3 separate regions of the Homo sapiens genome follow, and regions 2 and 3 are each linked to region 1. Evidence: chromatin loops called from intact Hi-C (ENCODE). Cell type or tissue: heart right ventricle. All regions are shown on one strand.

Region 1 (8,000 bases):
TTTTGAGACAGAGTCTTGCTCTGTCGCCCAGGCTGGAGTGCAGTGGCACGATCTCGGTTCACTGCAAGCTGCGCCTCCTGGGTTCATGCCATTCTCCTGCCTCAGCCTACCGAATAGTTGGGACTACAGGCGTCCCCCACCACGCCCATCTAATTTTTCTTTGTATTTTTAGTAGAGACGGGGTTTCACCATGTTAGCCAGGATGGTCTCGATCTCCTGACCTCATGATCTGCCTGCCTCGGCCTCCCAAAGTGCTGGGATTACAGACGTGAGCCACGGCGCCCAGCTGGATACTTTTCTAAATGCTCTACTGCCCTGACTTATTTAATCCTCATGCTGGCCCTGCGAGGTGGAGACTAAGATTGGCATCTTCCCATTTTACAGATGAAGGAGAAAGGGGCCCGGAGCCGCACAGTGATTGCCCGAGGTCACCACCCGGCCCCTGAGTGGTGGGGCTGGGCGCCTGGCTCAGAGCCTGAGGTCCTGGCCTCTCTTCCAGGCTTCTGTTTCGCCCCCTGGGTAGAAGCTGCTCCTTCACCTCCACCACTGGCAGGAGCAGAGAGGCCCAAACCAGGGCTGCTTGTCAAAGGGATGAGGGAGGGCTGGAATGGCCTTTGCTGGGGCGGCGCTCACAGTGATTAGAGTCTGGGGTGATGTGGCAGGCAGGGAGGTGAGGACAGAGAGAGTGGGGAGCTGATGAGGCTGGGGGTGGTGGGCCCTTGGCTGGGGCAGGGCCTGGGGCAGGAAGCAGGATCGGTCCTGCATCTCTGTTAAGAGCCGGGCTGCTCAGCAGCAGGCGCCATGGCAGCCGAATCCCAGGCAGAAGGAAGCAGCCTGCGGAGGGTGAGCAGGCACCAGCGGCTGCCCTGTAGCCAGGGCACTCCGCCGCCACCGCACACGGCACAGGCTGAGCGCTGGGGGCAAATACAGCTCAGCAATGCTCCGCGCTGCGGGTGGCAGCAAGAACCCCTGGGGCTGGGGGCAAACACCAGGCCTGGCACCTGGGCGTCTGCACCTCCCTGAAGCTGAATCCACGGCACAATCTCTGCTCAGCCTCTGTTTGCAGTGTAAACACCCGCTTTCCTGTGCGGGCCGCCTGGTCCTGCCCGCCCTCCCTCACTGCGAGGGGTGCAAGGGGAGGGGCGTCCACTTGGCTCCTGCAGTGTCCTGGGCCCGTGGGTGGCTGTGTTTGAACGTGAGCTTCAGATGGGCTGTTTGTGTGGCACCAATGACTGCCGCCAAAGAGAGGGAGAAGGCTGGGACCACGTTGGCACTGGTCAGCCTGGAGGGTGCAGACACAGGCCAAGGGCTAGCGACAGCCTGGAAAACTGGCATGGTGTGGGCACAGTAAGCAGAGGGCATGGTGCAGACGAAGGCAGGGAACCAGGAACTCAATCCTGGATCACATTTATAGGAAATATCAGGACCCTGGAGTGAGCGATGTGAGGCTGGGCTCTGCACTGGATCACCTGTGCCTCTTTTGCTGGTGCTGAGCTCAATACCTGACATAAACAGGGGCCCTCGCTCTCCAGGCAACTATCCAAAGGGGGGCCCCTTAATCCTCATCTTCCTGGCAGATGGGCATAGAAAGCCCATTTTGCAGATGAGGAAACTGAGGTTTTGACATGGTGTCCGGACTTGCCCAAGGTTGTGCAGGGGGCAGGTGGCAGGTGGCAGAGTCAGAACGGGAATCTTGGTCCAACAAGTGCCAAAGCTCCCACAATAGTCCTGGAATTGCCCTCGTTGAGAACTCAAATGCCCACTGCCTCCTTCCTGAGGTTGTTGGTGTGCAGGGCTGCCGGTGTGCGGGGCTGCTGGTGTGCGGGGTTGCTGGTATGTGGGGTTGCTGGTGTTGGCTTGCTAGTGAGTGTGGTTGCTGTTCTCTGGAGTTCATTTGCTGGTGGTGACCAGAGTGGGCATCTGCCCAGGACATCCGGGGCTTGGCAGGAGCTGACCCCACCTGAGGCCTCCATGTGAGAGCTGGGGCACCTGCAGGCTGGGCTCTTCCTGGCCTCCCCAGGCCGGGCTAAAGAGGGCATCATGGTCAAGCAGAGGTCTGGCTCAGGCCCCTGGAAGGAGGGCCAAGGCCTGAGGAGAGGAAGTCTAACCAGTCTCCCCCACTATGGCCATGACATTCACTGGAAGTAGCAGTTGGGATGTGGTCAGGGCCAGGAAGAGAGGCTGGACACCAAGGTCCTGATCCTGGTCCCAGCTCTGCCATGGATGTGCCCCTTGGATGAGCTGCTTCCCCTCATTTTCCATCTGTCAAATGTGGATGACCTTGGCTTTGCTAGGTGGCCCTGGGAACACAGCACAGCCATTTCCCAACACATTTCAGACAGTGGTCTCTTCTAGCCAAGGAAACCTCTGCCCCCGATGGACACTGGAGTCATTATTCTCAACATAATGGAGGATCGCTCCCGAGTGCTGGAGACTCAGAGGCATAGGGAGATGCCTCGTTTTTCGGGGGATGTCTCCCCTTCTTATCACCATCATCCTAGCCCCCATGGGGACCCTCTCCTCAAGGTCCCCTATGGCATCCCATTGCTAAGTCCAAGTTCTCCTACAGGATCTGGTCTCACCCCTCCCTGCTCTCCCCGCACTCCTTCCTCTGCACCCTTCTCCTGGATTTTGGGTTCCTCAGGACCCAGTCCTGGCCCCCTCTCTTCTGGCCATTTCCTATAAGATCCTGACTACTCCCGTGGCCTCCTGGGCCACCTGTGTCACTGCCAGTCACCCCTAAGTCCCCGATCAAAGCTCAGGCCTCTCTCCTTGTGGCCCCTGCCCTCTAGCCAGCTCTCTTGTGTACCCCACAGAACCTCATGCTCAAGTGTTTCCAACTGAACTCTTCATCCTCCCCCTAGCTGGCTTCCTGCCCTCGATCCCCCCATGTCACCCAGCGAGCCCCACTGGGTGTCCTGGAGGAGCCCAGGCCGGTGGCTCCTCTCCCTCTACCTGTCCTCAGTGGCCTGGGTTCAGCTGCTCACCCTCTATCTCTCCCTGTCCACTCCCTCCCTCCTCCCAGTCATCTCCTGGGCTCCTATTACCAGTGTCATTGTTGGAAACAGGGGTCTCTCATGTCTGTCTTGCTGCATGGACCGAAGTCCGTCGGCCGCCTCGGGGGTCCTCTCCATTGGGACATTACCCTACTTCCTCTCCACCAGGGCACACCTGGTACACACCTCCACTGGGGACCTACCACACCTCTTCTTCCTCCTCTTCACCAGGGCACACGTGGCTCCCTCCCACTGCAGGGCCTTTGTCTGGGTTGATCCAGAGACGCAAGGACACAGTGCCCAGGGATCTTTCCTTGGGGGCCTGTCCACCTCCCTCCTGTAAAATGGGAAGCTGCGTGTCGGTGACTGCCTCGCCCACAGGCTCTTTCTTCTCTGGGACTGGCCAGACTCCCTCCAGATGGCCCCACCCCTGCCATGGCTGATTGGTCCAGGCTGGACACGTGACCCAAGTGAAACCCAATGGGATTCTCTCCTGTGATTCTGAACCCGGGGAGGAGACCTGGAGCCTGGAGGTGGCAGCGACTTGGGAGCCGCGTGGGCCTGTCTGTTCCACACACTGCCTTCTTGCCCCTTCCTTCAACCTATGGCCCCCTCAGAGGACAACCTTTTTCCTTAAACTCCTCGGACGAGGTTCCTGTGGCAGCCGAGAGAGTCACGCAGCGGGGGTGCCTTCCCCGCCTGTGGGGGAGCCCCAGGCGGCCCGCACAGTCTCGTGGTGGTCGGGCCTGGCCACGTGTGCTCCTCGGTCCCCATGTGGCCCCAGCAGGGCGCCCGCCTCCCTCCCAGGGCTTCCTCCCCCAGGAGGGATAGCAGGAAGGCAGGCAAGGACAGGACCTGAGTCCACACCTCGTCCGCGGTCACCTGCCTGACCAGGAGGAAGGGGAGGGGACAGGAGTGATTCCACGGAGGTCACCTGGGAGCTGGGGCTGGGCGACCCCAGGGCTGGATGACCTCAGGGCTGGGTGACCTCAGGGCTGGGTGATCTCAGGGCTGGGTGACTTCAAGGCTGGGTGACCTCAGGGCTGGATGACCTCAGGGCTGGGTGACCCCAGGGCTGACTATTGGCGGAGCACCTGGGGTGGGTGCCATGGGCACCTGAGAGGGAACTTTGACCTGAGCGGAGGTCAGAACCCTCCTCTGAGGAAGTGCCCCACCCCACTGAGCTCCCAGAGGCTGGTGGCAGGTTGAACAGGGGACTATGCCAGCAGAGGGACTGCCTTCCAGAGACTTTGGATCATCACCACGATGGGTTGATTTTACAAATTTAGCCACTGTCACCGGAGGCCTGGCTGAACTTCAGAGTTTCTTCTCCAGCGTCGGTTTCTTGGTTTGTAATGGGGAGGGCTGGATCCCCCTGCACTGATACTCCCATGGCATGGCTGCGGGAGGGGCGCCCATCCTGCTGGCCTGGTGGCTGTGGAGCGGCCGGAGGTGGCGTGTGCCAAAGCTGCTGCTGGTGCTCCCTCTGGCTGCCTTGGGGTGATGACAGGAGCTGACGGCTTGGCAGCAGCTCCCAGGGAGGCAGCAGCCGGGCTGGCGGCGGGTGGTGGCGGTGGTGGGAGGGGGCTTCTGGAGAGAACAAAGCACTGAGGATGCTGGGCTCCAGGGGCGACAGAGGAGTGGGGGATGGGGGCAGGGTTCTGGAGTGTGTGGCCCACAGGGAGGCCATGGCACGGGTGTGTGTGCGGGTGTAGGATTTGGAACCCACCTCGTGGTTGTGTGAGCCCAGGCAGGTCACTTAGCCTCTCTGGGCCTCAGTTTCCACAGTTGTGCAATTGGAACAATACCATCATTACATTATTGTATCCCCAGTGCTGAGAGTAGTGAGTGGCACAGAGTAGGCATTCACTGAATTTTTCTGGAGTCAACAAATCAATAGGTTTGATGGAAGACGGAACTGGCTAATTCATGCTCAGCTCAGTGATGGGCCCATGTTCGTTCTAGAGAAGCAGTATCTTTGTTATTGCTGCTGTGATTGTTTATCAAGGGTGCAGAGGACTGAGCCAGCATGGAGTCCCAGGGCAGGAGAAGAAAGTTGGTCAGTGCATCTGGATGAGGCTGGACTCTGGGACCAGACCATGGAGACTTGAGGGCCACAGCCGGGCGGCTGAGAGTGGGGGAGGGGCCCATATGCCAGGAGTGAGCAGGATGAGGTCTGAGCAAGACCACACTAGACACCAGGGAGAACGTTGGTGGCCCTGGCCTGGCCTGAGGAGGCAGGGAAGCAGAGAGGGCACCTGCGATGGCTGTTTAAGGAAACTCAGTTGAGGAGGTGGATGAGATGGGGCAGGAGTAGGAGGGTGAGGTGGGAGGGACAGAGGCCTGTTTCTTAGGTCAGTTGATGCGAGCAAGTATGAATGCAGATGGAGAGGGGTGGGTGCACCGGGCGTACCTGAAGGTGTGGAGAAGTGGGGTACCAAGTAGAGGGCTCTTGAGGGAGGCAGACACTGGAGGGGAGAGAGGAGTTTCAGGAAGGGCTGCAGCTTAGGGTTTAGGCTGGTGAGGGTTTCCTTGGTTCAGTGAGATACAAAGTATGCTTGTCTTCAAGGCAGAGAACTGGAGACCCCACGAGCTGTGAGGAGAGGAAGGTCTGGGGAGAGATGGCAGTGTGGAGGTGGCAGAGCCCTGCTGGACCACAGTGTGGCCCTGGTCAGCTCCAGACCCAGCCCTACAGGGACGTAATTGCCTCTGGGAGCCCAGTGGGTCTTTCACAGGGAGATACCAGCTTCTGTGGCAAGCTTTGAGATAACCATCCAAACTTCCAGCTGCCATTTTGCCTGTGGGGCACAGGTTCTGGGGGCACCCTGCAAGGCTGGCAGTCCCCAGGGCTCCATTGCATTTTGGGGAAACTGAGTGGTGGACACTGGGGTGGGGACAGGGAGCAGGAACTCCAGGCCTGGCCTGGTGCGGAGGCTGCTTTACCAGTTTGCTGTATGCATGGGTCAGTTCACCTCTTTGTTCACTTATATGCCCACAGATTGCCTAAAGTTCCTTCCAGTCTAATACTCTGGGATTCTGGGCCAGTTTCTGGTCTGTCACAGCTGAATAAGAGTGCAAGGGCAGGAGTGGAATGTTCAGACTGCTCCAAGAGGACCTTGGCCCAGGTAGGAGTGGCGAGTGGATATTGTTTCTAGGGCCAAGCCCTCAGAATGGCTGCCTGGAGCCCTGTGCAAGGATTCTAGTTTAATAGGAAAGAGTTCTGTGATTGATTAGTGATGTCTGCTGTGGACACACAGTGGGAGGTATAGAGTTTGAGTAGTTTCTGCACTGCCCCTGCCTGGGCTTTTTCTTTTGCTAGTGGCACTAGAACTGGGTGCCACTCCAGCCCTACCAGAGACTCAAGGTGTGACCTTGGGTAAGTCCATTCTTCCAGCCCAATTTTGTCATCTGTAAACTGGAGATAATACTGCCATCTTTCCTGGTGGTTATGAGGATTAAATGCATAATTTGTGCAGAGTGACCAGCTCAAGGGGGATGCTCAAACATAGCAGCTTTGATCTCTGTGAGTGGTTTGCAGGGTCAGGGTGGTCAGGGGAGTATAGGGATGGGAGTCAGGAGGGAGGCTGAGCGCTGTCCCCTTGGGTGATGGCCTGGGGACTGCACATGCACACATACCTTTCTCCTCCCCTCTGCTGCCTGCAGAGTGGTGTCAGGGAGTGGAAGTATGTGGAGGTTGGGGTCATGCAGATCTGGGCAGGGTTGCAATGCACCCTTGGCCAAGTCATTCAGTGCCTCTGACCTCACTTGACTCATTGGCAAAATAGATTCTTTCCTGATGAATTAGATAGTAAAGTTTATCAGCAGCCTCTGCAGCCTCAGGTAATAGGCATTAACAATCCTGGACAGAAAACATAAAAGTTTCTTTTTAGTCTTGCCCTCACACCTTGACCTCCTCTTCAGGAGCCATTTATCCTTTCCTGGAATCTGAGGAGAGAATATTTCCTCTCCTACACTTCCTTCTTCTTCAGCATGGGTCTCAGTTTTCCTATTTGTACAGTGGAGGAATAGAGTGGGGTTGGAGAAGGGCACTGAGGTCCCCACCAGGTCTAACTTTATTCTTTTTTTTTTTTTTTTGAGACAGAGTCTCACTCTGTTGCCCAGGCTGGAGTGCAGTGGTATGATCTCAGCTCACTGTAACCTCTGCCTCCTGGGTTCAAGTGATTCTCGTGCCTCAGCCTCCTGAGTAGCTGGGATTACAAGTGCCCGCCACCACACGTGGCTAATTTTTGTATTTTTAGTAGAGACAGGGTTTCACCATGTTGGCCAGGCTGGTCTTGAACTCTTGACCTCAGGTGATCCACCCGCCTCAGTCTTCCAAAGTGCTGAGATCACAGGCTTGGGCCACTGGACCTTAATTCAACTACGCTGTTAGAAAATAGCTGGAAACATTTGGAGTAGGGTGTGAATGACTGCCATGGCAGACACATGACACTGCCTAGCTGGGTTCTGTGTCATCCACACCCTGCTAAGAGCTGCATTTGGCCTGAGCTGGTCTGGCTTCCTCACCTTGAGGGGAAAGAGAGACTGGGGCTCATCCAGAGAAGGGCAGGGGTGTGCAGCCAGGTTAGCCAAGACAGCTGCAGGGCAGGCTGTGGAGCCTGGGGAGGAAGAGGCTCAGGGAGTTCCACTGATGGCCCCAAGGCTCCCTGGGGAACCCAGGAGGGAGCTGAGGGTGCTGTGCAGTCCTGGAGGTGGAGTGAGAAGCAAAGGGAGAAGTTCCAAGCTCAACAGAAGAAAAAACTTCTCACAGGTAGATGTTCCCAAAGGTAGAACAGGTCCCAGGCAGGGGAAAAGCAGTGGGCAAAGGGAGCAGGTGGACCTTGCAGGAATGCAGGGGAGAGGCCTATTTTCTGAGGAGGGCAGCAGGGGGCAGCTGCAAAGTTTGTCTGGTGCTATTTCCCCAGCACTGCTCCTTCTCCCCAGCTCTACTGTCCCTTCCCCACCTCTTCTGTCCCTCCCCCACCTCTACTGTCCCTCCCCAGC
Region 2 (8,000 bases), 430 kb after region 1:
TTTTAGAAATTTACTATTAAGCATCTGCTTGCCAGCATTAGTAGGCTATCACTTCAGGAAACAAAGTAAGGCTGTGGAATTCAGCTCAAATTCCGAGCGCAACTCGGTCCTTTGGTGGCCGACTCTCCACCCACTGCATGCAAATGCTCCTGACTGCATTAGACTCCCACCTGCCAGCCTCACCAGGCAGACTTCCCTCAGCACATGCTCCGCGGGCTCCTCTGCATTGGGCCTTTGGAGCCGCCCGCTGGAAGTCTCTGGCAGAAGGACGTCCATTCTGAAGACCTAGTGAACAATTTCTGCTCATTTCAGGAAGGTTCTGAAGAAGTGAACTCCGTCAGAATAAACAAGTGTCCAGATTCCCCCCAACAGACCCAACTCATCCTCTGTTCTCACCACTATCTCAGAACCAAGTGAGAACAGAATGGCTGTGCCTTAGATAATAAAACTACAAAAATAAAGAGTTAACCCTGAGATCTTTCTACCATTCGGGTGTGGCTCGCTCCTGATTCCCCTTGGAAATGAACTTTTATTTGGTTTACTGACATTTATGTAGATTTCCAGTGAAAAGCTCTATAAAATACAATAATACGGGGTTGAAAAGGCAGACATTCTAGTTGCATATATTACAGGCTTTATCCTTACGGTCCAGGCCATTGGAACTGCAATGTGGAGACTGTTTGTAATCAGACATGGAGAGGCTGCACGTTCTAAAGGCGAGACAGCTGCTTTCGGTTGGGAATCATCACACTCCCTCCGCTCACGCCGCTCTTCCCTTCCCCCGCTGTTTCACACGCTGCTTCCAGAGTTTGTCCAGCAAGGAATAAATGAATGCATACAGGACTTTTGGCTAGTAGACTGTCTGGGTATTGTGAGCATGCAGGTTGTTGTTTCTGTTATTATAAATAAAAGTCAAACGTGAGGTCACACTTTCCCATCTTCTGTTTATACACCAAGTCAAACTTCTCATTCATGGAGACGGTGAAGATGTCCTTCCACAGCCCAACTCTTCCTGAAACGCAAACAAGAGAACTGCTGGGGCCACTTGCTGTCCGGCCAGCTACTGAACTAAAGGAAGCCTTGGAAATGGATCTGGAACATTCCAGATCTATTCCTGGATCCCTTTGAACTTGGCCTATGGGGGCAGGAAGGGCCGTCTGAGCTACAGACCAGGTGGTCCCCTAACATTTGTGAAACTACTGGATGCGGCAGAACATGACCTGAACCAGCTTCCCTCTGAGGCTGTGGCACAGTGAGCCACAACCACCTCCTGGTGCCATTCCACACCCCCCGCTGGGGCCCACCAGGGAGACTCTACTCCTGTTCAGTGCTGGGTCCCCAGCACCTAGAACGGCACCTGGCACGTGGCAGGTGTTTAATAAACATCCCAGGAGCGAGTATGATCTGCCGCGGGAGTGCACTGCTCTGGGCATCACAGGCAGCCCTGGCCCTTCCCACGCCATTATCCACTCACAGCTCAACAGTGCCACCAAGGCGTCATTGGCTTCGGGAGAATTTGAAAAGGAAAAAAAAATCATTCAAAGTGCAGAAAATTTTACACTAAGTAGGAAGCCCTCCTGACTGGGCCAAAGATGCAGATTTCAAGAAGCCTGCCCTGGCAAACCCTGGGGAGGAATTTAAAGTGAATCAAATAGTCGCAGCATTAGCTAGCTTTACAGACTAGATGCAAAACATGCACTGCAGTGAGAATTCCCTGAGTCAACAATAAAATGAGTCTGGGCACAGCCCCCAGCTGCTCTAGCCCAGGCTTAGTCAGAAACCCAGACCTCTTCCTGGCAGCCACAAGGGAGGGCTGAGCTGTGGGATAAACTGCAGGCACCGGTCTACGCTGGTTTATGAAGGCTTTGGAAAAACGAAAGACAGCTCAACATGACAAGAGAAGTTGTTGCTCCCATTGTCTTTGTTAATATAAAATCTTAGGTTGGTCTAGTCCAATAGCAACGGTGACCGTGAAGATGTCTGGGGCGGGGATTCCAAACTTCCCAGTTATGGGAGCTGTGAGCACATCACCCGAGTACTGCCTCCCTGCTTTTGAAGAACTGCTCGTTTAGAATTCTTTCCATTGTCAGCTCTCTGAGATCAGAGCTCTGTCTCCAGCAAATGTCCTTCACTAGCTCCGTTATTAACAGCGGTCCTTGTCCAGGCAGGACCTCAGGTTTTTCAAACTGCAACCCTGCAAATGCTGAGCTAAAATACCCAACGTAACACGGACTTTCTCTTTGGTAACAAAAAATTATCAGTGTTGGAGAGAAAAACAAGAAAAATTATTCTTGTAACCCTTTAATGATACCTAAGGGGCAAAATTAGAAGCTGCTAGAGCAACCAAACTATTTTTCCATGATTATTTTTCTCAGCTGAGACAGCTGAGAGCTCGTCAGAGGAGTCACCCACCTGGTTTAGGATTTGGAATCAAGACAATTTATGCTGTGACATGAATCAAATCTAAGCAATGCAGCTGGCTACTCGGCCCTGCATTCTCACCAACTCAAGAAGATCTTCCGAGCAAAGACGCAATGTGCTAAAAGAAAACAAATCAAAGAACTGAAATAAAGCAAAACCAAGGTAAACCATGATAAAGCAAACCCAAGGGAAGGAGCATATGGGCACACAGTATGTTCTCGACGCTGCTTCACCACACACACACACACACACACACACACGTGAACCAAAAGGGGTATTTTGGAGAAGGTCACATCCAAGGATAACAAAACACAGCAAAAGCAAAACTAAAAAAGAGCAAATAAATGTTAAATAACAAATATTTATGAAAATGCAGCCAGGAAAGAAGTCGAGAGGGACTGTGGTTCAGTTCACTTCCTCCTGAGGAGTCCACTGCTCTGCCTTTATAAGAGACGGCACTTTGCACTTGACCTTCAAACCGCCCTTAGCCGTGATCAGCCCCTTTTCAGAGAAGAACAAAAAGCCGCAGAAGCTGAAGGCCTGACCTATGTTGCGTTCCCAGAGGGCAGCAGAGCTGAGCTGGAGCCCAGCGCGTCTCTCATCCGCCCCAGGCATCTCCCACTCCATCTTGTGGGGCTGCTGCTGAACAGAGCCATCCACGTTTCTGGGCCCTCCCTGCAAACATTCTCAACCCAGGAAGTGCCCAACACACCAAGTGTCCATCAGGTTCATACTTACCAACAGGGGGCCTCCTATGGCCAAGGCCAGCACCCTGGGATTCAGGGGTTTTAGAGCCTGGGCTCTCCATCATCAAAGCCAAATGCCACACACCCTTAAGGACAGGGGGAGCAACCCAGGTGGATCTGGGGAGGATTCCTGTCAGGAACACTGTCCCCATCTCCAGCTGCCTCATGCCCACTGTCACTTGCCGCCAAGAGCAGGAACTGGCCTCCCTCTGTGCAGCGGCTTAGCTTGGTACTGTCTGCTTAAGTTCACCACCCCGAAGTGGGGCTAGGCCTCACCTGTGCTGCCTGCACCCAGAAGATGCTCAGTCAGCGTCCACTCAGTGAAGGAAGAAAAACGGTGTCTCCTAACTTCCCGCCCACTTCATTTAACTCTCCCACAAGTCAGTTAGAGACTGAGAAACCCATCAGCATGCTTTGCGCTTTGACATGTCATAGCACCAAACCCAGTCCCTGGATCTGCTCTGTGGGGCGTTTGATTTCAGGCCATCTGAGTAGACTCCCTGCTGAGAAACATCCCGCCCACAAAGCCTGAAATGCACTTTTTCAAGTCAAAACACTGTTTGCTTGGAGGCAATGCAAACACCAGCGGGCAGGGTACTCCGTCACTCCATGAGCACTGTGCCATCCATGGGCACCAGCTAACAGAGCACAGGCCATGGGCCAGCTACAGACTGCTGTAAAAGGAGAGCAGGGAGGGCAACAGGGACCGGACTCGGCTCCCTAAGCAGGCAGAGAAAGCAGCCTGGCTGGGGTGGGGAGTGCCTGGGCGGGAGGCAGGGTGGGGCACGTACCCCGGCCCACGGGCAGGGCCTCAGCGTTGCAGCACTGGTCCACCAGCTGGTGGCAGTGCTCCGTCAGGGCTTCCAGCTGGGCCTTGTCACAGGACACCCCCAGGAATCTGGCCAGCTGCTCCACCATCGTCACCAGGTCCTGGAAGACAAGTGCAGAGAGCAGAGCAGCCCATCAGAGGCGGGGCCTTTTACTGGACACGACCCCAGGCTGGGCACACGCTGAGGACTTTTTACACACGGCCTTCCTTACTTAATGCTCACAAGGCTGACATCAGCCTTGTCCAGAAATAACACTAAGAGGTTAAGAAATCGCCCAAGTGTGCTCAGCTCTCACGTGGAGATCTTGAATTCAAACCCTGGTCCTCCAGGGAATTGGGTTGCAGACATGAGGTCTTAATAGAGGTGTGGTTAAGTTTTAACAGGAGCAAGAAGTAAAAAACATATTTCAGAACATGGTTCTTGTGAGGAGCAAGACCTAATGGGCTCCTCTTTCCCTTCCTGCTGCCTGTCAGCTGGCGTCTGGGCTGGCCCTTGGGAGCGCAGGGAGGCCCCTCTGGTCTCCAGATGGCCCTGCACTGGGCAGGGAGCCCGCTTCATCACAGGCAAGATTCCGTCATGCCTGCCATACCCTGCCCCATTATTTTACCACGCCTGACAGCGGAATGTCACTGATGTGGCTAACCGTCTTGAGGGGGCCATTCCCCAGCCCCCCACCCCTGCCACTTTCTCCCCAAGAGATGAGGCTCCTCGTCTTCTCAATCACAGCCCTGAGCTGTCACCTAGAGGTGCCTTGGTCCCATTAGGAAGATGCTGGAGGCTGTTTCCTCTCTGGAAGGTTTGTAAAGCAAATTCCCGCATTAAAGCCTCTAAAAAGTCCTACAGTGAAAAGATGATTTAATTTCTTTATTGCAGCACTTCGGAAACCTTAAAAGACAATGTTCTCTGACCGCTGGTGTGGGAGTCAGCTGGTGTGGGCGCCAGCTCCTCCCTGGGTCCCCACAGTGCGCTGACTCCTGCAGCAGCGGTTGCAGGTCTGATTCTGGCCTCGCACTGCCTTCCACAGGCAGGGGTGTGGTGCATCCCGGGCGCAGGGCTTGACTCAAGAGTCAGAGGAACAGTTATTAGAGAATGAGCCAAGGAATACAGAGCTCCCTTTCCCTTGCCCTGCCACCAAGAACTCCATTTCAAAGAAAAAGGGTAGCAATGGAGAAAGAGTGAAGAAACCTGGCTCTCAGAAGAGATGCCGCAAGAAGGACACAGCTGGCTTAAAGTCAGCCTGCTGGAGCGTTCAGCAGAATCCTCGTGGGGCAGCTCACTGCGGCGTGACGTCCATCTCAGAGGAAGGGGCGTTTCTGCCAGGCTACATCCAGCAACATGTCACAGGACACTTGCTGGTTATGAAACCCAGCAGGGATCAGGCAGAACGCCCAGGTCAGCTGGCAGGAACGGCCCACTTCACCTCTCTGAGCCACACATTCCCCATCTGGAACTAGCGACAGGGCCGCAGCAAGAGGCCGCACACCACGGCACGGAGCCAGCGTGTTGGGGTCGTGCCTCCACATGGGCAGGTACTAGCTGGCCACACGGTTGCAGTCAGGGCACCCCGTGACTGGTGAGAACACCCTGCAAGATGACTGAGGATGAAGTGGGAATATACCCGGGGTGCCTGGCACAGTGCCCGGCTCGTGGGAAAGGGCCACTGTAATTGCGGTGCAGTGGAGCGCAGGCAGTGAGCGCTCTGGCAGGAAGCATTCCCTCTCAACCCCAGGGTGAGAACACATGGACCCACACCACAGTCCTGGAGACAACCATGCTCACTCGGGGCTAGTTTTCTGGAGTAAGATGTAAACAATATTAATTCCTAAAAATGTGACTTGACCTCCATTAAAACAAGCCATTACTGAGGTTCCTAAAAAAAGAATAAACCCATGCCAATTAGAAGGCGAAACGCTGACTGTCCCAGGGATGCCATTGAGTCACAGACCGGCTTTGATAGAAAATGAAGTCCCAGCACTGACCCCGGCAGCTCTTAAAGTTCCAGGCAGGGCTGGTGGCCTTGACCCTGACGGACTGAAAGCAACAGGTCTGACCACTTTCACTGGGGAGCCTGGAAGGCAGAGAAGGATGAACTTCCCTTTAAGGGCTTGGAGTAAAGTGTGTGTTTGGACCTTAAAACTTCAGTCCATCATTGCTGAGGAAACTGAAGCTCCAGGAAGAAACTGCTGACCCGGCAGCTGCCCCCGAGATGTGTGGGCAGCTGGCCAGCTGGGCGCTTTCCCTATTCACCTTCTCATGTTGGGGCCTCAGTGGCCCTGGGCAGTGCATGTTCAATGCTATGTCATTGGTGGCAAAATAGTGACCAGCTGACAAATGCACACCCAGGACCCCAGAAATTCCACTCCTGGGTATGGGCCCGATAAGCACAAGTGCTGACGTCCACCAAGACTCCAGAACGTCCACGGAGGCTTTATTCATGACCACCCCAAAGTGAAAATGGCCTCCACGCCCGGCAACACTGGATGGATGAAGCGGTGGCACATTCGTGCTGCAACGGAGCACCGACCACAGCACAGGAAAGAACAGAGCTCCGCGCCACGCAGGTGGAGGAGCCTCGCCATCTGCGCAGAAGCCAGACAGCAAAACCCATGCGAGTTCCACACCTGACAGGTTCCAAAGAGGCAACGCCAAGCTCCGGTGAGGGAGATGAAACCGCGGTGGCCTCTGGGAAGCAGGGGTATCAACTGCAAGAAGCTGGAATGTTCTGGATCTGGAAGGTGGCTGCCCAGATGTGACAGGTAAAAGGCTGTCAAGCCCCACGTGTGTGCCAAGTACACCTCACTGTGCATGACACCACCACAAAAAGGTACACACCAGGCGGGCCCGTGCCAGGCCTGCACGTAGGTGATGCTCACACAGTCCTCCCAGCCACACAGTGACGGGGGTGCTGTCACCTCCCCACTTTACAGAGGCTTGGGGTGGTCAGGACTTTGGCCTGAGCAGCCAGCATCCAGAGCCCACGTTGTTCCCCAGCACCACAGGAAACCACGGCCGACGGCTTCACAGAGGTCAGCGGCAGGACCAGGGTTCCAACCTGCTTGGGCTACACCTTCATCTCTACCACACCGTCCTCTGGGCGTGAGCAGGGACCCTAAATGTGGCTCTGTGTCAAGTTGTGTGGACAAGAGGCAGACAGGTGGAGGCCCATGTAGAGTCAGACAGGCTCACCCAGCAGTCGGCTCCATGGCGCGTGTGACCTTAGACCGCCACATGACCTTGCTCTTTCCTCACCATAACACAGAGCCATGGTGAGGACCCATGTGGGGAACCGACAGCATGCGCCAGCCGGCAGCAGACCTGCAGACGGGGTCCTTCCTGCACATCGAGCAAGCCCCGAAAGGCCACGCTCCTGCGAAGGCCGACCTGGCCCGTGCTGACCACAGGCCCCAGTGTGTGAGCACAAAGCAACCCAAGAACAACTGCAGGAAACGCAAGGCACACCCCCACACCCCAGGATCACAGTGCACACACCCCCACCCCGGGGCTACAACGCACACACCCCCACCCCAGGATCACAGTGCACACACCACCCGCCCCAGGGCCACAACAAACACCCCACCACCCCAGGGCCACAAGGCACAGCCCCCACCCCAGCGCCATAGGGGACCTCGTGTGGCTCTGTTCACAGCCAGGTCTGGCGTCTTCCTGCAGGTGTGGGGAAAGTACAAGGCTGGCCTTCCTACCCCTGGGCTTTCTGACCTCCAACTCCAGCACTGGCTCACCCTCCCCAGCACCCAGCTCTCCTGTCTGTCTCCCAGCAGACCTCCTCCCCATCCCAGCTCCCACCCACTGCTACTCAACCTAAACCTGCTTGTCTGTCAGCCACTGACACTAGCAGCCCCACAGGCTGGCCTTGTCTGTCCCCTACATCGACATGGTTTCCAGCTGGCACTCAGGCCTCTGCCCCACAGGAGCAACCTCACAGTCCACATCTGCACCCCATCGTCTCTCCTCTTTCCCATGGGCCAGGCCACAGGTGTCTCCT
Region 3 (8,000 bases), 480 kb after region 1:
GGGTGCAGGCGCAGCCACAGTGAACCCAGGTCACTCTTCCCCCAAATCCTGCTCTGAGGGAGGACATGTGGACCTCAGTGTGGCTGAGCTGGAAGTGTCAGGGAGGTCCTGGGATGGCCACTCCCCAGAGAACTGCACTGATGTCCCTGCTAAACAGATAACTGTCGAGTGGGTGGGGGAGGGCCACACAGGACCCCCCAAGTCTGGAGGGCTGGTCAGAGAAGAGGGACCAGGCCACTGCAGGCCAGACCACACACAGGGCCAGCCTCGTCCAAGGTCACGTGGGGACGTCTGGAACAATGGCAGGAGGACTGGCAGGGAGCTGGTGAAGCCGCAAGAGGCACCTGTCCCATGGGTGGCCCAGTGACTGCACCTGGCAGGTCATGCAGACTGACCAAGGTGACTGTCATAGAGCGTCTAGCACAGGTCGGGCGCACAGCAGTGACCAACACACGTGCCAATGGCTGCATGAGTAGGCCAGAGGGACGCAGGTAAGCAGGTGGGCAGGCAGATGGCATGGCCGGCCTACCCAGGGTCCAGGGAAGCAGCTGGTGCGTTCCCCCCAGCACAGCCACCCCCTCTCCATCCCTGCCCTCTGCCCACCTCACCTGATGGGCCCAAGGAGCTGGGCCTTGGTCCTGGAGAAAACCTCGAGGGCCATGTTCCTCAGCAGGCCCTGCATCCACCACAAGTCCGCCGGCACATCGGGCAGCCACACCACCAACCTGGAGGAAGGGGCAGGTCAGCTTTGCCCAGGTGAGCCTGGGGTGTGGCCCCACCAAGCCCACCCTCCCCATAGGCCCAGAGCACAGCCGGGAGCCCTGCTCCTGAGGGCTGCCCAGGTTAGGGAAGAAGGGCCAGCAGCGTTGGCCACTGTTGCAGAGCAGGTCAGAGCCACAGGGACACCTGCAGGGTTGGAAAGATCCAAAATGGACTTTGAACTTGGCAGAGGTGGCCAGGCCTTAGGTTCCTTGACTCCAGAGGAAACAAGTAGGAAGCGCAGGGAGGGAGAGGGTGGACCTTTGGGGTCAGGCTGGCTTGAGGCTACAGCCCAGCCTCCCTGCCCATCAGCTGGGTGACCTGCACAGGTCAGGGAACCTGTCAAATGAGGACAGTCACCTCACCCATAGTTCCTAATGTCCTCCTTATCGCCGTCCATTTCTCTCTCTTCTCTCCCAGCTAGCCCCTGCCCTCCCTACCCCATGCCCCTTCGTCCACTCTCCTCTCAGAAGCTGCTGGCCCTCCGAAAACAGCTGACAGAGCCCCCTCTTGCTCAAGATGTCCCCGTGGTTCCCCACTGCCTCCATGATGGAGCCAGCCCCAGATTCAGGGTCCTTGGAACTGCGTGTTATCCCAGCACAGAGGAGAGACAGCATGAGTCTGTCTGCAGAGCCACAGCCCTGTGGGGCCAGGCCTGAGAAAGCCCTGGCCGGACACCTCAGACACTGGCCACTGCAGGGCCTCAACCTGCACCACAGCACCCTTGGAGGGGCCCCTACACCAGACCTCAAACTAGGCATGCAGTCCAGAGAGTGTGGTGTGACGGCAAGACATAAGCTGGACTGTCACCTCCCTTGCTCTGGACCTCCTGCCTCTATTAATGCAACCTATGTGTTGAACATATGTATTGTGAAATATGCCAAGAGTGAACTTCCCTGTGGTCTGGGCAGGCTCCCCTTTGGGGCTCACACAATGAGTTTCTTTTTTTAACTGAAAACTGGACTTTACATTTATACTTTTGGATTTCAACTTGTGGTTTCCGTAAACAGCTCAGCGTGAGGAGAATCTGTCGGTAGAAAGCTCTCTCCTGGGTTTGGGCCACTGGCAATTTAAACAGCAGGGCTGACCCAGTCATTAACTCAACATTGAGCAGGACAGAGACCTGTGGTTCACCATCATAGACCTTCTTCCAGAGAATTTTTGAAAATACAGGTCCCCCCATGACACCTCCCTGCTTAAACCCTTCCCAGCCTTTCCACCACTCTCCAGACAAAGACCACGCTCAGCTGGCTCCAGAGCTCAGTGCGTCTGCCCCACCAGCCTCCCCTGCGTCGTGTACGGCACACTCCCTGAGGCTCCAGCTTTACTGGCCTCCCTTCCTGCTCCTCGAATGGGCCTTTCTCCCTCCTGCCTCTGGATCTTTGCACATGCTGTTCCATCTGCCGAGAACATTCTCCTTGTCCTCTTTGCCTGGTGGACGCTGACTCATCCTTCAGATTATAGCCTAAGAGTCATCTCCTCCGGGCAGCCTTCCCTGGCCAGAGAGTCCCTAGATTGAGCTGTGCAGCTGGAAGCCAGTGTAGACCTCTCCCAGGGAACCTCTAGGTGGCGCTGTAGTTACAGGTGAGTGTGTGATAATTTGTAGGTCGTGAGCTCCACCAGGCCAGGAGCTGGGTCTGCGTCGGGGCTGCTTCCATGGCCCCCAGCCAGGCCTTGGCCCCTGAGAGGTCCTCAGCAACTGCTGGTGGGATGAATGAACAACTGATGCAGACGGGCACATTAACCAGCAAGTCAGAATGTTACTGAGAGCCTAACCACAGCCGGCCTGGCTTGGAAGGGGCTTGTTTTACAGAAAAGGAACCTGTAGCGGTGGCTCATGCCTGTCATCCCAGCACTTTGGGAGGGCGAGGCGGGCGGATTGCCTGAGCTCAGGAGTTTGCCACCAGCCTGGGCAACAAGGTGAAATCCTGCCTCTACTAAAATACAAAACAATTAGCCGGGCGTGGCGGTGGGCACCTGTGGTCCCAGCTACTTAGGAGGCTGAGGCAGGAGAATCGCTTGAACCTGGGAGGCAGAGGTTGCAGTGAGCCAAGATCATGCCATTGCACTCCAGCCTGGGCAATAGAGTGAGACTCTGTCAGAAAAAAAAAAAGAAAAGAAAAGAAAGAAAAGAGAAGAGAAAAGAAACCTGTAGCCCAGAGAGGTCAAGAGACTCAGACCCAGCCACACAGCCAACCTGAGATTCTGATGGGTGGAGCAATGGTCAAAGGTCACGGAGACAGTGTAGGGCCCAGGAGGCCGACCAGGAAGCCCCCGACTTCCAATCCTACCCACCATGCCACTTCTCCACCAGTCTCATTTTGCAGAGGAGATCACAGAGGCTCTGAGTCATGCAGTCAACACCACACAGTGTGGGGACACCAGCCGGGCTCCCCCCACCCCGCCGAGCCCTACCCACCCAGTGTGCCAGCCGCCCCTCCTGCCATGGGCACCAGTCTCCGCCACAAGCCAGGCCCTTCCCAGGCCCCCTGGCCGAGCCTTACCTTCTGCTGCGGAAGTAGATGTACTCGAAGGGCAGTGTGCAGGGTAGCAGCAGGTACGTCAGCACCTGTCCAGGCCCCGAGTGCCAGAAGCGGGCCCACCGGCTGGGATCCCTCGTACATGCTTTCTTCAGTGCTGCAAGAGAAGCCCTGGCATGGCCCTGCCCACCTGAAGTCTGTGGGCCAGCAACCTGAGCCCCCCCATTTCACACAGTAAGAGACTGCACCCCCTCCACCTTCTGCAGATGAAGAAGCAACACTGAGCAAGCCCCCACCACAGGCCAGCAGGTAGCTCTGCGCTCATCGTTGTCCGTGAGACAAGGGGTGTATGCCCTCTCGTAGATGAGGAGACTGAGGTTCAGAGTGGAGAAGTGACTTGCCTAAGGACCATCAACAGGAAGTGGCAGGGCCAGGATGGACTTGAGGACTCTCAGGCTCCTGAGTTGTTTCTACCTCTTCTGCCCCTCTAGAAAGTCTGTGGCCTGCTAGGCTGGGACAGATGCTCTCACCACACTCTCTCATAACAGTAACACGACAGTGTTATTAATAACCACAGCCACAACTATGACCGCAGCAACCATTTCCTGGGTGCTCTATTCACTGACCTGACCAGAGTGGAAGGGACCAGCATCTGGGCTGGGACAGAGCCGGAGCCCAAATCCCAGCCTCCAGACACAGCCCAGGCCACAGCTCAGGCCACCACGTCCACTCTGGCCACTGCCCTCTGGAGACGGAGGATTACAAGGATTCACAGATAGCACAGGCCAGAGACCCTGCTCCACATCCACCTGCCGAGTGTCCTAGGACGAGTCCTAGCTTCCTTCTCCATAAACTGGGGATCCCAGCAGGACATTCCTCCCTGGGCAGGCAGGTGAGGATTAGAGATGAGATTCACAATTCCCTTCCCAAATGGCGAGGGCGCAGCGCCCAGGAGTTGGTGCTCCACCCGAGGCAGCTCTCTGGTGCCCCCGTGTGGCTACAGGTACACTGCCGGGTTCCAGAATCCCAAGCTTGGACCTCAGGGGTTCCGCACAGGTCCCCGCCCATTTCTGCACGTCCTCGTGTGGTCTCCGGCATGGAAAGGGGCCCCCTTCCTCATCCCCTTGCCCACCCCACTCTCCCTGATCTGGCCTCGACCGCCATCCCTCTCCTCCCAGCCTCCCACCCCTTCAGCCTCTTCCCACCCAGCTGGGTCCACCACCCCCTCCCGCCCACCTCACTTGCTCCTCCCACAGCTTTTGAGACCACCTGCCCACCCTGCCAGCCTCCCAAGCTCACCTCTGCTGCCTGTCCCTCATGCCGCAGCCACAGGGACCTCCTGGCTGTCCCTCACCAACCCCAGGACCTTTGCACGTGCCATGCCCTCTCCCCGATGCTCTTCTGCCTCTTGGCCTGGCCAACATCTCTTTTCCAGCTTCACTTAGATGCTGCTCAAAGTCACCCCCCACCATCGTTACATGTGCCTGTGGGACTCTGTACTTTCCTGTTGTTGCAGTTGTGACATTTAGTCACACAGCGGGCGGGCAGACTAAATGGTTCCGAGTAGAACCCCTAGTTCTGCCATTTGCTACTGTGTGACCTTGGGCAAGTCGCTTAACTTCTCTGTGCTATGGTTTCCTCATCTGTACAATGAGAACAATTCTGTACTATCCTCAGATGGTTGTTGGAAGGATGAAATGAGTTCATTTTCATCTGGGGAATCCAGAACCCTCTGTGTGTGCCTCTCCTATGTCTGTCAACACTCCCGCCCTTTCCGGGGCAGTGGGCAAAGACCTGGCTTTCGCAGGCACAGGCTTGGGTTCAAATCCCCTAGTTGCAGGCTCTGAGCCCTTGGTGAGTCCCTTCCTTTCTCTGAGGTTTGGTTTCCTCATCAGTGAAGTGGGTACGAATAATGCCTAGGCCCAGGGTTGTGGGGAAGAATGAACGATGCCACATGTGAAAAGCCCATAGTACCACACTTGGCATTTAGTAGGTGCTCAGTAAATGAGTCCTGTCCTCTTCCAGACCACGAGTGCCTTCAAGGCAGGGTCCCTGAGCCCGGGCCCCTGAGTGCAGGGCCCTGGTAGGTGAGCAAATGCAGGTAGAGTCCCTACCAGCCTCCAGCTCTGGTGAGAGCTGCTCAAAGTTGGGTACATCCTTGACTTGCACATGGGGCACTTTCCAGTTGAGAGACAGGCCCCCCTTCCAGCGTTGGTCACAGCCAGCATCCCAGTTTCCGTCAGCCGGGGCTGGGGGTTCCTTAGACACCAGCGTCCATAGCACTGGTTCCTTGGTGAGTCCTGGGTCAGGGGAAGGGAGAGGATAAGTCAAGCATCTGAGCCTCCCCAAGGCGCCCCATGCTGCCCACATCCCTCAGAGCCCAAACCCAGTTCTGGGGATCCACTGTGCTGTGGGACGGACCCACAGCTTATTCCGGATGACTCCCTTCTGCCTTCCCCTGGCCCTGCTCTGCCCTGCTCCCTGCCCACTTTCGAGTGGCTCATCAGAGCCCAGACCCCAAAGACACAATCCAGAGTTCGAATTCTGGCTCCACCACCTGCAAGCTATGTGACCCAATGCCCTTTGCCTCAGTTTCCCTCTCTGTAAAAAAGGAAAAGTAAGACCTGCTTTATACAGTTACTCTGAGAATTAAACAAGATAAATACATAAAGCTTAAGCTCACGTCTGGGCACATATTAAGCGCTCGCCAAATGCCTCCTGATTGTGTGTTTTTGGTTGTAACGTAGGACTTGAGCACATGAGTTCTGGAGCCAGGTGGCCTGTGTCTGAATGTCTATTGCACCAATTTGAAGAGCTCTGTCCTGTGGATGATGTTCAGGCTCTCCAGCCCAGACCTCTCTGGCACACCCACTGCCCCATGAACACACACACACACACACACACCCCTCCTGCCATATTGAGTTATGTGCCCTCAAGGTGCCTGCCTCTGTCCCTTCTCTCTTGTTTTTCCCTCTGCCTAGAATGCCCTCTTCTTTTGCTGGAATCTTCAATTTTGCTGGTGTCTTCATAACTAGTCAAAACCCAGCTTATCTGTCACTGCCTCCAGGAAGCCCTCCTTGCCTACCCCCAACCCCCAGGCTGAGTCCAATGCCTCCTCTGGACTCCCACAGCCTTGAGCATCCCTCTGTCACTACACCCATCTCCCTGGGTTGTCTCTCTCTGAGTCTGTCCCCCTGTACCAGGCTGCGGGCTGCTCAACAGTGGAACTTGTATGTGATTCTTCTCTGAGTCCCCAGTACTCAGCTCAGGTCCAGCACAGAGCAGATGATGAGGAAGAGACTGAGTTAGCCCATGTCCCTAGCAGCTCAAAGGCCCAAGAGGCAGGGTCTACCTGGCACCATGTGGGACATGATCCCCAGCCACTGTGGGACTGCCACCTACCACGTCTCTCCAGGAACCTCAGGGCATCCAGGTAGCCTTGTCTGCAGTTGTCGGCCACTACCTGCCAACACACAGGGCAAGGGTGAGATGGGCAAGGCCTGGACCTACCCCTCGAGTGGATGTCACAGGCCAGAGACTTATCTTCAACTGGAAATAGTCCCAGCCCAGCCTATTCTCCCCAAGTGACCATTCAACAGGGCTCAGGGCAGGAGCCTGGGCAGGACCTTAGCACTGGGCAGGAGGGGCCAGAGGCCTGCAGGCAGAACAGATCTGCTTGGCTAGTTCTGTCCCTGCAGGACCATTGCATCTCCCCCCTGAGACACCCTGGCTGCTCTTGCCCCAGCCCCTCCCCTCTCTTGCCTCAGTTTCTGTCTCTGGAAAATGGGATAACAAGGCCTGGGATGGCTGGGACTTTGTCTGGCCCCTTGTAGGGCAGTGGATGGGGGTTCCCTTTGCCCCTTCGATGTTTACTTCCAGTACCAGACTGAGGTGGGCTGAGGAACCAGGAGCCCCACTTGCCTGTCTGATTAAAGTCCCACTGGTGGCAAAGGGTGCTGTCCCCCTCACATCCTTGCTGTGAGACTTCAGCATGGCAGTGCCAACTCTCTGAGTGCCTCAGCTTCCTTATCTAGAAAATGGGGCTGGGGTTTCCTGCCCGCCCAGGGGTGTGGGGAGTACCGGAGTAAATGAACATGACTTTGTCTCGTGACTTAGAAAGCACTACACAAACCTGAGAGGTAGAAGGGACAAGGAAGAGCCAGGATGTGGATGGGGCAGAGGAGTGTGTGTGTGTGTGTGTGTGTGTGTGTGTGTGTGTGTGTTTCTTTCTTTCCTTCTTTTTTTTTTTTTTTTTTTTTTTTTTGAGATGGAGTCTCACTCTGTCACCCAGGCTAGAGTGTAATGGCACTATCTCGGCTCACTGCAATCTCCACCTCCCAGGTTCAAGCAATTCTCTTGCTTCAGCTTCCTGAGTAGCTGGAATTACAGGCATGCGCCACCATGCCCAGCTAATTTTTGTATTTTTAGTAGACACAGGGTTTCACCATATTGGCCAGGTTGGTCTTAAACTCCTGACCTTAAGTGATCTGCCAGCCTTGGCCTCCCAAAGTGCTGGGATTATAGGCATGAGCCACCACACCCGGCCAGGAGGAGTATATTTCAATAGTTGTCAAATTATCTGTTTTCCAGAAATACCAAGGGGTAAAAAAACGCTTCCTTCATTTTTTTCTTTGCATTTGTGCCTTGCCTCTACAATGGATGGTCAATTTGGCCACAGTCAAGGACGGTGGTCAAGAGCATGGGCCTGAGCCAGCTCTAGGTCTGAATCCTGGTTTTGCTGCTTCCAGTCTGTGTGACTTT

The links. Hi-C counts contacts between places; a loop is a spot of excess contacts. Peaks named below come from ENCODE experiments on the same cell type or tissue, not always from the same donor. Only the 100,000 strongest peaks of a DNase experiment are listed, where the experiment ranks them.
Region 2: it touches region 1 in a loop (4-fold over the local background); 47 of 110 quality-filtered maps call a loop at or near these places.
Region 3: it touches region 1 in a loop (3-fold over the local background); 27 of 110 quality-filtered maps call a loop at or near these places.

What each region holds. Positions count from the first base shown.
Region 1 is chr22:43,396,111-43,404,110 of GRCh38, forward strand. LINC01639 (long intergenic non-protein coding RNA 1639) reads left to right here and starts at 4,221. Exons shown (of 4, transcript NR_146918.1): 1 at 4,221-4,344; 2 at 5,995-6,121. In heart right ventricle, a CTCF peak has its summit at 4,454; no DNase peak of the experiment used is centred here; H3K27me3 peaks cover 3,273 bases.
Region 2 is chr22:43,825,102-43,833,101 of GRCh38, forward strand. It overlaps SULT4A1 (sulfotransferase family 4A member 1), which reads right to left. Exons shown (of 7, transcript NM_014351.4): 6 at 3,959-4,097; 7 at 1-1,012. The coding sequence ends at 900. Among named protein-coding and RNA genes, the nearest start is that of EFCAB6-DT, 17 kb to the left of the region's middle. RefSeq lists an enhancer at 2,885-3,647. In heart right ventricle, CTCF peaks have their summits at 1,496 and 4,004 (motif pointing right); DNase peaks (open chromatin) are centred at 4,070 and 5,370; H3K4me3 peaks cover 853 bases; H3K27ac peaks cover 2,457 bases; H3K27me3 peaks cover 1,521 bases.
Region 3 is chr22:43,880,950-43,888,949 of GRCh38, forward strand. PNPLA5 (patatin like domain 5, triacylglycerol lipase) reads right to left here. Exons shown (of 9, transcript NM_138814.4): 5 at 6,642-6,702; 6 at 5,354-5,539; 7 at 3,264-3,396; 8 at 609-725. Among named protein-coding and RNA genes, the nearest start is that of PNPLA5, 7.1 kb to the right of the region's middle. RefSeq lists an enhancer at 2,274-3,004. In heart right ventricle, CTCF peaks have their summits at 2,340 (motif pointing right), 4,222 (motif pointing left) and 4,422; a DNase peak (open chromatin) is centred at 4,220; H3K27me3 peaks cover 4,436 bases.